Linked DNA regions of Homo sapiens: region 1 is linked to region 2. A link is a loop called in an ENCODE intact Hi-C map of the cell type or tissue named here. Cell type or tissue: gastrocnemius medialis. All regions are shown on one strand.

The links. A loop is a pair of places that touch in the nucleus more often than their neighbours do. Peaks named below come from ENCODE experiments on the same cell type or tissue, not always from the same donor. Only the 100,000 strongest peaks of a DNase experiment are listed, where the experiment ranks them.
Region 1: it touches region 2 in a loop (12-fold over the local background); 1 of 110 quality-filtered maps calls a loop at or near these places.

Annotation. Positions count from the first base shown.
Region 1 is chr4:8,186,838-8,191,837 of GRCh38, forward strand. It overlaps a transcript of SH3TC1 not described here. Among named protein-coding and RNA genes, the nearest start is that of SH3TC1, 10 kb to the right of the region's middle. RefSeq lists enhancers at 982-1,508, 3,085-3,610, 4,663-5,000. In gastrocnemius medialis, no CTCF peak of the experiment used is centred here; DNase peaks (open chromatin) are centred at 1,457, 2,084, 2,404 and 4,714; H3K27ac peaks cover 3,950 bases.
Region 2 is chr4:8,099,370-8,104,369 of GRCh38, forward strand. All of the region lies in intron 2 of ABLIM2 (actin binding LIM protein family member 2), which reads right to left. Among named protein-coding and RNA genes, the nearest start is that of ABLIM2, 57 kb to the right of the region's middle. RefSeq lists enhancers at 3,949-4,660, 4,661-5,000. In gastrocnemius medialis, no CTCF peak of the experiment used is centred here; DNase peaks (open chromatin) are centred at 102, 682 and 2,092; H3K27ac peaks cover 5,000 bases.

The sequences.
Region 1 (5,000 bases), 87 kb after region 2:
GGAGGCTGAGGTGGGAGAATCGCTTGAACCCAGAAGGTGGAGGTTGCAGTGAGCCGAGATCATACCACTGCACTCCAGCCTGGGTGACAGGGCAAGACTACGTCTCAAAAAAAAAAAAAAAAAAGGACATGCTCCTGTAGGCACATTGCTGTGCCTTTGCCCATTCTGGGACTCCTGCCCGACTTCCCTTGCCCTCTCTGACACCTGCCATCCTTCAAAGCCCTGCTCAAATGTCACTGCCTCCAGGAAGCCTTCCCTGACTGCCAGGCACAGTTAATATCCTCACTCGTACCCTCTGCCACCCAACGCCACTCCTGTTCCACACTATCAGTTGGATTTGTCTGACGTGTTTCTCATATTAGACAGGGGATATGGGTTTGGGGGAGGAAGACCACGACAGCAAAGTGCACTCCTGCTCCCATCTTAGCAAGGACACCTGCTATCAACAGGCTTTGTCATTGATGCTGTTGACCCTGGTCACCTGGCTGAAGGGTGTTGGTTGGGTTTCCCCATTTCCACACTATCCTCTGTGGAAGGACGCCACCATGCGCATCCCACAATAAAGGAGTGGGGGTCATGCTCCGCCCACCAGCCTAAGTTAGTTGGAATTCTTTTGCCCGGGGGGGTCTGTCTGTCTCTTCTCCCCCATTTACCCAGCTATCCCATGACTTATTTGTACTGGTGTGGACTCATACATATTTGTTTTCTTTTCTTTTCTTTTTTTTTTTTTTTGGAGATGGAGTCTTGCTCTATCACCAGGCTGGAGTGCAGTGGCGTGATCTCAGCTCACTGCAACTTCCGCCTTCTGGGTTCAAGCAATTCTTCTGTGGCAGCTGCCCGAGTAGCTGGGATTACAGGCACGTGCCACCGCGCCCATCTAATTTTTGTATTTTTAGTAGAGACGGGGTTTCACCATATTGGCCAGGCTGCTCTTGAACTCCTGACCTTGTGATCCACTTGTCTCCGCCTCCCAAAGTGCTGGGATTACAGGCGTGAGCCACCGCATCCGGCCTACATATTTGTTTTCTACATGGGATTGACATTACCACTGCTTTACCTGTGTTTTGTTGCTCACTTTGTCCCAGTTTTGGCCACTGGGAGCTCTTTCAGTTGATTCCTGTCTCCCTTTGTCACAGTTCCATCATTTCGGGGATCTATTGATCCATTTAACTATTGGTCGGTTGATGGATCACACTTCGTTACTTCCTGATGCGACAAGACACTCCACGCCCACTGTGTTTATTTCCTGCCAGGGAATGTATTTCACAAATATTTCACGTGTGGAGGCTGGCGCAGAGCCCCTCCTCCAGGCAGCCTCCCCAGCTCTCTACGGGCAGGACTGGGGCTGTGCAGTGCTCCCCTTTCCCAACCCCTCTGCAATGGCTGCTCTGGCCGAGCTGTCCCATCTGGCTCCATGGCTGTCTCCACCATGAGGCCGAGTCTGGGCTCTCTAGAGGGCAGTAGGCATCTGACTCATCCATGTCGGATGCTGAGCCAGGCCCAGCATCGGGCAGGCAGGTTGGATCTGGGCAACACCGCCTGCTGACCCTGCCCCACTGAATAATAATGACGACGACTGCTCTCCTTTGTGGGACCCCTCCCCTACGCTGGCAGGTGTTGGGCCTGGGCAGGGCCGTAAAGCAGCTCCCCAAGGTGCTTCAAACCTAGGCTTCAGAATCTGCTCTCCATCATTGGGTTGCACCCCAGCATGAGCTATGTGGGCCAGTGGGGGAGTTTCCCGGTCCCCCCTCTGTGGTACCTGGACCGCTACGCTACCCTTGGTGAGCAGGGGAGGGCTATGCCAGGGTAGAAGGGGTGAGGGATATATCCATCCTGCAGCAAGCAAGTGAGGGGAGACCCCGGGACCCACACCTGGCTGGACACCAAAGTGGTGGGCCACGCCCCTGTGACGCCACCTGGGAGACACCCCAGCGGGTTAGCAGGCATGTGAGGTAGCAGCTGTGGATGTTGGCCCAACAAGGGGCTGCTGCCTGGAGCCTGCACTGGGTACCCGTCACGAGGCAGCCACCTCCTCCCTGTCTCTCCGGTGTCCCAGGGGGAGGTGCAGCCAGTGCTGTAGCCAGATCCTGCCGGGCACTGCTCACAGGCACACGTGGCTCGACACATGAGGCGGGAGAGCTCAAACCTCACCTAGGGCAAGTCCGTGCCTGCTGCAAGCCGGTGGTTCCCTCCCACCCAGCTGCCCACACAGCTTTGCCTCAGCAGAAGTGCACTTGACTGGGCTCTGCCCCCTTCTGCGTGTCTGGCAGAGGTGAACCCGGCTCGGAATACATGGGGCTGTTGGCTCCCACCTGGCTTGGGCAGCCCGGCCCCCTGTCACTGGCACTTGGTTTGTTAGTCATTCAGCAAACGCTTGCAGAGTGTGGTGCTGTGCTGGGCACGTGGCCCACAGAGAGCAAGGCCCGCCAGTCTCCTCGCTGGAGGAGCCCGCAGTGCAGGGGACCTGCCTAGGAAGCAAGTGGTGGTGACAGATGATGGCCCCAGTCCCAGGAGGGGCGGAGCATGCTGAGTCTTTCCAGGGCGCAGGGCAAGGGCTGGCCGGGCCGGCGGCCGGGGTAGGCCTCTTTGAGGAGGCAACACACCGCCGTCACAGCCTGGAGGAGAAGGGGTGCCAGGAAGGAGTGGTGTGCAGAAGCCAGGGCAGGCATTGGGGGTGTGGGACAGCACAGGGTGGCCAGGGCCCCGCCAGGGGTGGGAGAGGGGAGAGCAGGGTGAGGCTGGCAAGGATGGCTTGGATGTAACCAGGTGGGGAAAGAGAGGGGTCATGCGCCAAGTGCCCTGTGGTGCCATCTGCTAAGATTCAGGGCCGGCGGGGGGCAGTAGGTGTCCAGTTCTGGCTGGGTGGTGTCTGGGCTGGCTACTGGCCATCAGAGAGGCAGACGGTGGCACTGGCACAGGCCCTCATTCTGAGCTGCAGCCTGGGGACCTCAGTGAAAGCAGATGGCTCTGAAGACCCCGCCGGCGTGAGCTCCCCGCACAGAGTGTGGCCCTTAGAGAAGGCATGACCTTTAGGGAGGAGGAGGCTGGGAAACGGGAGGTGTCCAAAGGGTGTGGTCAGCGGGTGGACCAGTGGCCCAGAGAGACATGGAAGAGGGAGCCGGGAAGGGACTGCTGGGCTTGGCCACGTGGAAAACACTGGTGACCTGTGCCTGGGTAGTTTTGGGGAGCGCGGCGTGGGTGCGTTGATGCGAGGCCAGGAAGTAGGGCCTGGAAAGTAGCACTTGAGGTTTTGCTGGGAGGCGGCAGCACTGGCCGCAGGTGCCTGCGATCACCAGTGTGCTCCCCGTGACATCTGGCCCAGTCCAGGTGGGTAGCAGGGAGTCTGCAGGAATCCCCCTTGGAGCCCTCCTCCCCTCTGCCTGCTGTGACCTCAGCCTCGGAGCCTCGAGCTCCCAGGAGATGGCTCCCAGCTGGGAGGACTTCACTCCTTCGGCGGAGTTGGGGGACTGTGTGCTTGGGTTGGGTTAATGACTGTGTAAGCCAAGGTCAGGATCAACCCCCATCACTGGGCTCTGCAGAATGCCAAAATTCCAGCTGGGGTCCCACCCCTGATTCAGGAAAGTTGGGGCTCTGAGGAGTTCGGGCCTATGGGATTGGAGGTCCTGGGGGGACTCATCTGTAAGCTGGGATCTGATGTCCCCGGGCTCTTGGGAGAATGGCAGCCTTGCAGCCCCTGCTGTGTGCCCTCATCTGGGACCTTCTCCTCTGTGCACTCTCTCGGTCACCCACACCCCACCAGCCGGCTGGTCCACAGGGTGTTTCTGAGGCTTGGCCTCTTCTGGCTCTGTGATCTTTTTTTGGAGACAGAGCCTGGCTCTGTCGCCCAGGCTGGAGTGCAGTAGTGTGGTTATCGCTCGCTGCAGCCTCCAACTCCTGGGCTCAAGCAATGCTCCCACCTCAGCCTCCCGAGCAGCTGGGACTACAGGCACGCACCACCATGCCCAGCTAATTTTTTTGTATTTTTTGTAGAGACGGGTTTCACCATGTTGCCCAGGCTGGTCTTGAACTCCTGGACTCAAGCGATCCTCCTGCCTCGGCCTCCTAAAGTGCTAGGATTACAGGCGTAATCCACTGCGCCCAGCCCTGGCTCTGTGATTTTACCCTCTCCGCACCTCTGTTCCTTGTGGTTTTAAAGGTGGAGATGCTGAGGACTGGCGGGAGCTGCAGGGCTGCTGTGGGGGCTCCTATGTAGGCAGTGAGGGCTCTTTGGTCAGCTTCCTCCAAGGAAGGAAGGTCCCTCTTCTGAAATCTCCTCTGGGGAAACAGCTCGCTTCCCTCACCACCCCCAGATGAGGAGCACTGTGCTAAGGAGTCTCAGGCACCTGGTCAGCAGGTCAGGCAGACCCAGGGAGAAGGAAGGACTGTGGACCTGCTGGGCCGCAGAGTCAGCGATTCCCTGGGCTCCAGGCTGACGCCTGCCCCGACAAATCAGGACATTCCGGCCAGTTCGGGGGTGGGTGTCTTCAGTTCCAGCCCAGGCACGAGAACTGCTGACCACTTCCTGCAGGCCTCCGACCCGGCGGCCCAGCCACCCATCCGGCTGGGGTGGCCATCAGTCATCTGGAAAGCCTATGAGCCCCGTGTCCTCGTTTTGCAAAGAGCAGTTCCTGAAATCATGGGGCCTAGAGCTCTGCTCTTCTGATCAGGGGCCGGTTTCAGCAGCAAAGGCCAGAAATAACACATGGTGTGAGCGCTGCTGAATAGGGCACCGTCCTAGCCCTTTCCGGGGGATGACTCATCATGCTACCATTCCAGCACCAGCTGGTACGGGGCTCCAGGCTAGCGGCTTATCATGCCGGCCCGGATACACCCGTCCTCAAACTTGGGTGCGCAGAGGAATCAACTCAGGAAGGAACCTCAGGAGAGATTTGTGCAGGTCCTTCCCCCCATTCTTGGGTCTGAGTAGGGCTTGATAATGCCTTGGGAGGTGTGCGGGGCCATCTTTGCTTGTTTGTGTTTCTGGGAAACACTGCGTTCAG
Region 2 (5,000 bases):
CGTGAGCTGTTCCTTGAAGGAGAAACATGTGGCAGTGGTTCTGGTGCCCCACTCCAGTGCTGTGAGTCCACTCCCGGGAGCACCAGGCAAGTGAGCATGTCCAGCCCCAGCCGTTATCTGGGAGGTTGCTGGTCAGATTCTAGCTGTCCTGAGTATGCCAAGGTCACCACAAGGTGGTTAAAACCCAGACCTCTGACTGGGCACGGTGGCTCACACCCGTAATCCCAACACTTTGGGAGGCTGAGGCAGGCAGATCACGAGGTCAGGAGATCGAGACCATCCTGGCTAACATGGTGAAACCCCGTCTCTACTAAAAATACAAAAAATTATCCGGGCGTGGTGGCGGGCGCCTGTAGTCCTGGCTACTCGGGAGGCTGAGGCAGGAGGATGGCATGAACCTGGGAGGCGGAGCTTGCAGTGATCCGAGATCGCGCCACTGCACTCCAGCCTGGGTGACAGAGTGAGACTCCATCTCAAAACAAAAAACAAAACAGCAACAACAAAAACCCCAGGCCTCTGTGTGCTAAAAATAAAATGTTCAAGTTCCCTGGTCATTTTAGAAATCCTTATGGAGACAACACATTGTTCTTATATTGCATTTTGCAATTTATCAAACTAGCACAGACACTGGCAGGAGGCAGGGCAGGTGGGGGTGATGGGAGCACCATCCTTTGGGCACACGCTGTGTTCATTTACGAGAAACAGGCAGGAGAGGGTGGCGGCTGGGGGGAAAAGATGAATCAACATCACTTTCTGGAATATCATTTGGCACTGACTCTAAGGAATGTGAAAACTTTTCCCGCCCTTTGACCCAGCAGTCCCTCTCCTGGGATTGTCCCAAGGAAATGACCATGACTGTCACAGAAATTCAGTTGCAACAATGTTCCCTGCATTATGGGTACAGTAAAATGTTGTAAATAGATGCCTGGGCTTTAGAGTCAGGCAGCCTGGGCTTGAGTCCTTGCTTCTTCCACTTCCCAGCTGTGTGACCTTGACCAAGTTACTTACCCTCTCTGAACCTCAGAGTCCTCATGTGTAAAATAGAGTTAGCAATACTGATCTTGCATGGTGGCTGTAAGAAATCAGTGAGATGAAGGCAGGGTGCGGTGGCTCACACCTGAAATACCAGCACTTTGGGAGGCTGAGGGGGGCGGATCACCTGAGGTCAGGAGTTCGAGACTAGCCTGACCAACATGGAGGAACCTCGACTCCACTAAAAATGCAAAACTAGCTGGGTGTGGTGGTGCATGCCTATAATCCCAGCTACTCGGGAGGCTGCGGCAGGAGAATCACTTGAACCTGGAAGGCGGAGATTGCGGTGAGCCAAGATCGCGCCACTGCACTCCAGCCTGGGCAACAAGAATGAAACTCCATCTCAGGAAAAAAAAAAAAAAAAAAAAAAAGAAATCAATGAGATGAGGTCTAACAAGCTGATTAGCCCAGTGTCTGCCTGGAAATGATGTTGACATCCAACAGTGCAAGAGTGACGACTACATTTACTGTGGGGCATGCATTGGAAGGAATTTGGGAGGATATTGACATGAATGTGAGGAATCTGCATGGTGAGGAAAGTGCCCACACACTAAATTGAAGCGAACGAATCAGGTATACGGCATGCCTTCACATTTTAAAGAGACTCAGACCAGGGGAAAGCTGGGAGGAATATACACCCAGATGGGAACAGGGACCACCCAAGGTGCTGTCCACCCGCTGCTATTTTTCTATATTGGTGAGTGGAAGACGGAGATGCCAATTCACATCAAAACACAAGAAAACAGAGAACCCCAGGGGCCTGAGTGAGCCTTAACCTGGGCGAGGGCTCCAGGGCTGGCCGGGCATCGCAGCTCCGAGTCTTGGCCCAGCCCGGCTCAGGATCCCCTTCTGTGAATAACAGGGGGATGAGGCAGACGTCATCTGAGATTCCTCCTGCCGGGACTTTCACAACTCTGCCATGTGATCTTGACACTCGTGCCCTGTGCGGCTTAGGCTGTGCGGAACAAGGAGTGCCCTGGGCCAGGGCCAAGGCCCACCTGTCTAGAGCTTCCCTTTGATGCTGGAGGCCCAGGGCTGTTTCTCATAAACGCCTGGAACGCCCAGGAAGCACGTGTGCAGGCATCTTGCACCATTCCTTCATTCCTCCCAGACCGCCTAGAACAGGCGGCTATTTATAGTCCCAGATGGATGCATCCTCAGGGACAACTCCACCTGCCTTACATGCGCAGCTCACGGGCTCTCCTCCCGGACACACGTCCTTCCCTCCCTGCCTGTTTTCTTGGCTCTTGCTAACATTGTGGACTTGCTCAGTTCCACTTCCAATAGGACCAGAAAATGCCCGCTCTCCCGAGGGCACACATGGGTGTGGCCTCATCTTTTCATCATTGCATTAACAACACATCACAGTTAAAACATATTCCCAAAGCACAGAGCTCAGCCACCCTTTGAAGGCCAAGTAAACCAGATTTGTTTTTCCAGGCATTCTGTGCTATGCGTTTGACGTATTTATGTTCTGCATGTATTCCCATTTGTAGAGTAAGGACAGAGCCAGCTGGATCTCAAAGACATCCAGAATGAGACACCTTCACACCCCTCATCCCAGCCGCCATTGGCTCCAGCCTAGGTGCCCGCACCTGCCTCTAGCCTCCTCCCGACTCCCACCCTGGCCTCCCTGCACAAGCAAGCACCCAGAGATCCATGGAAACCTACAAGGATGGAGCAGGACCCTCCTCTGTGTTTCCTTGCTAGTGTCAAAGCCACGGTCTTTGCAGGGATGTAGAGGCTCTATCTCCCTAATCCCCTTGGTCATTCTGCTTCAGCCACATGGGCCTCCTGCTGTTTCCCAAGCCTGCCTGCTTCCGGGTCTCTGCACTGGCTGTTCCCTCTGGTGGGAATGCTCTTCCCTCATTAACTTCCTCACCTCCTTCCACCAGGCTTTGCCCAAAGGTCACCTCCTCCGTGAGGCCCAGCCTGACCACCCAGTTTGCATCTTTCCTTCCCTAGCAGGGCTCACTTTCTAGCACATGATGAAATTTGCTTATTTATTCTTTATCATGTTTATTATCTGTCTCCTTGCATTAGACCTGGTCCCCATCCCCATAACGGGATGTCTGTCTTGTTCATGGCTATCTCCCAAATACCCTGAACAGTGCCTGGCACATAGTAGGTGCTCAATAAATAGTTATTGAATGACTTTTACTTAGAAAAACTGGGTTGAGACACCTGCCTAAGATCCACATGAGCTGTGGGTGGCAGAGGTGGAATTCGAATGCCCAAGCCTGGGGCAGCCACGGACAAGAGGATAATCATATGATTTCACAGATTTTCCCAGGTAAACTGAGGCACAAGTAAGTGCCTGGGTAGTGGGAACCCAACACAGTAGGAGCTCTTGAATTGTCTTCCCTGCTAACAGATCCTGCTTTGGCTCAACTGGTAATGTGCCCACCTGAGGACGGCCATGATTGGGCTAAGTCAGCCACGAGCCCCCCGTTCCTCTTTGCCGGTGGGGGTGAACGTGTGACCGAGTTCTGGCCAATGAGTCATATGGGGAGTCTATGGGGACTTCAGGAAAGGGTTCTCCTCCCTAATGAGAGGGAGGGTTATGCGAGGAGACAGGCTTTGCCTGTGCACATCTCCAGGCTGCATGCCATGCGGTGAGAACGTGATGTTGGAGCAACGGCAGCCATCTGAGACCATGAGGAGAGGCACTGCTGACACGCACAGGGTGCAGTGTGGGAGAGGGAACATTTGGGCATCCATCATGACCCTGGTGAGTTGTTTAATTAGCCAGCCCTGGGGTAGGGGTGTGGGGCTACCTCCAGACTTCGTGTTAAGATGACAAATATCCATGTTGGATATTTATGAGTTGGGTCTTCTTTTTATTCATCCCAAAGCACCCTCAATGATTCATACGCTGCACTCTCATGAGAGCCTGGAGAGAAGATTAATGCAAGACTGCAAGGTCCTCATGCTTAAACAAGTGCAGCTCATTTGAAAGCTTGCAGGAAATCGTAGTTACTCCATGCCATTCTCCAGCACAGAGGCCACCCACTGAAGGCAGAGCTTTCCCAGGAGAAGGGGTGGTCACTGCCCTGGCTGCCACATCTGCAGGGCCAACAGGCCTGGCACAGGTGCCTGGCACAGAGTGAGACTCTAACTGGCTGTGGGTGGGTATGTGGTGGATCTTGGCACTGGGCCTGCCCTCAGACCCCTGCTACTGCTGGAGTCCATGGTCACTAATCATCTTGGGTGATGGAGTGTGAGTCCCCAGCCCTGGGTCAGCCTGCCATTGACACTGTCTCATCCCATCGCCTGTCGCTGGCGAGGAAGAGGTTATGGTTATTCCCACATCCACTGAAGGAGGCTGAAATGGCCTGCCCAGGTGACAGAGGAGGGGGACCCGGGGCAGTTTCCGCCAGCTATGAGTCCGCTGGGTCACAGGAGGTGATGAGCTTGACTCGGGTCTGATGCATTTTGCTGCATGCCCAAGGTCTGTGCTTATGGAAATCCTTTCAAATAAAGTGCAAGCTTCCCCTTTGTCTTTTAAAATAGGCTTTTAAAAAGAGGCATCTAATGGATTTTGCTTTCCAGAAATGTGGCAAATGTATCTTCAGGGAGAGCTGAAAAAATTGCACCAGCTAAATCCCACGATGCCCTGGAAAGCCCTAATGAAAAGCATGAAATCCACTAGCTGCAGGGAGAGAAAGGCCAGGGTGGAGGCCACCCCTTCTCCCAGGCAATCGCTCCCTGGCGCTGACACGCCCCCTTTGCTTTGCAGCCTGGGCGGGGGATCCCGAGGCTCAGGAAGGCAGGTGGACCACCTGCTTGTTTTTGGAAATGTGGGAGGATGGAGGCCGGCCACACTCACACCCACAGCTCGTGCACTCACTCCCAGAAAACAAATCCTTCCCCGCGTGTGCCGGAGAGCGTGCTGTTCACTTCGTTGTTCTTCCAAAGTAGCCCCCAGAACTGCCATCCTGGGGGTGTCCCTGGGTCCCCCCATGAGG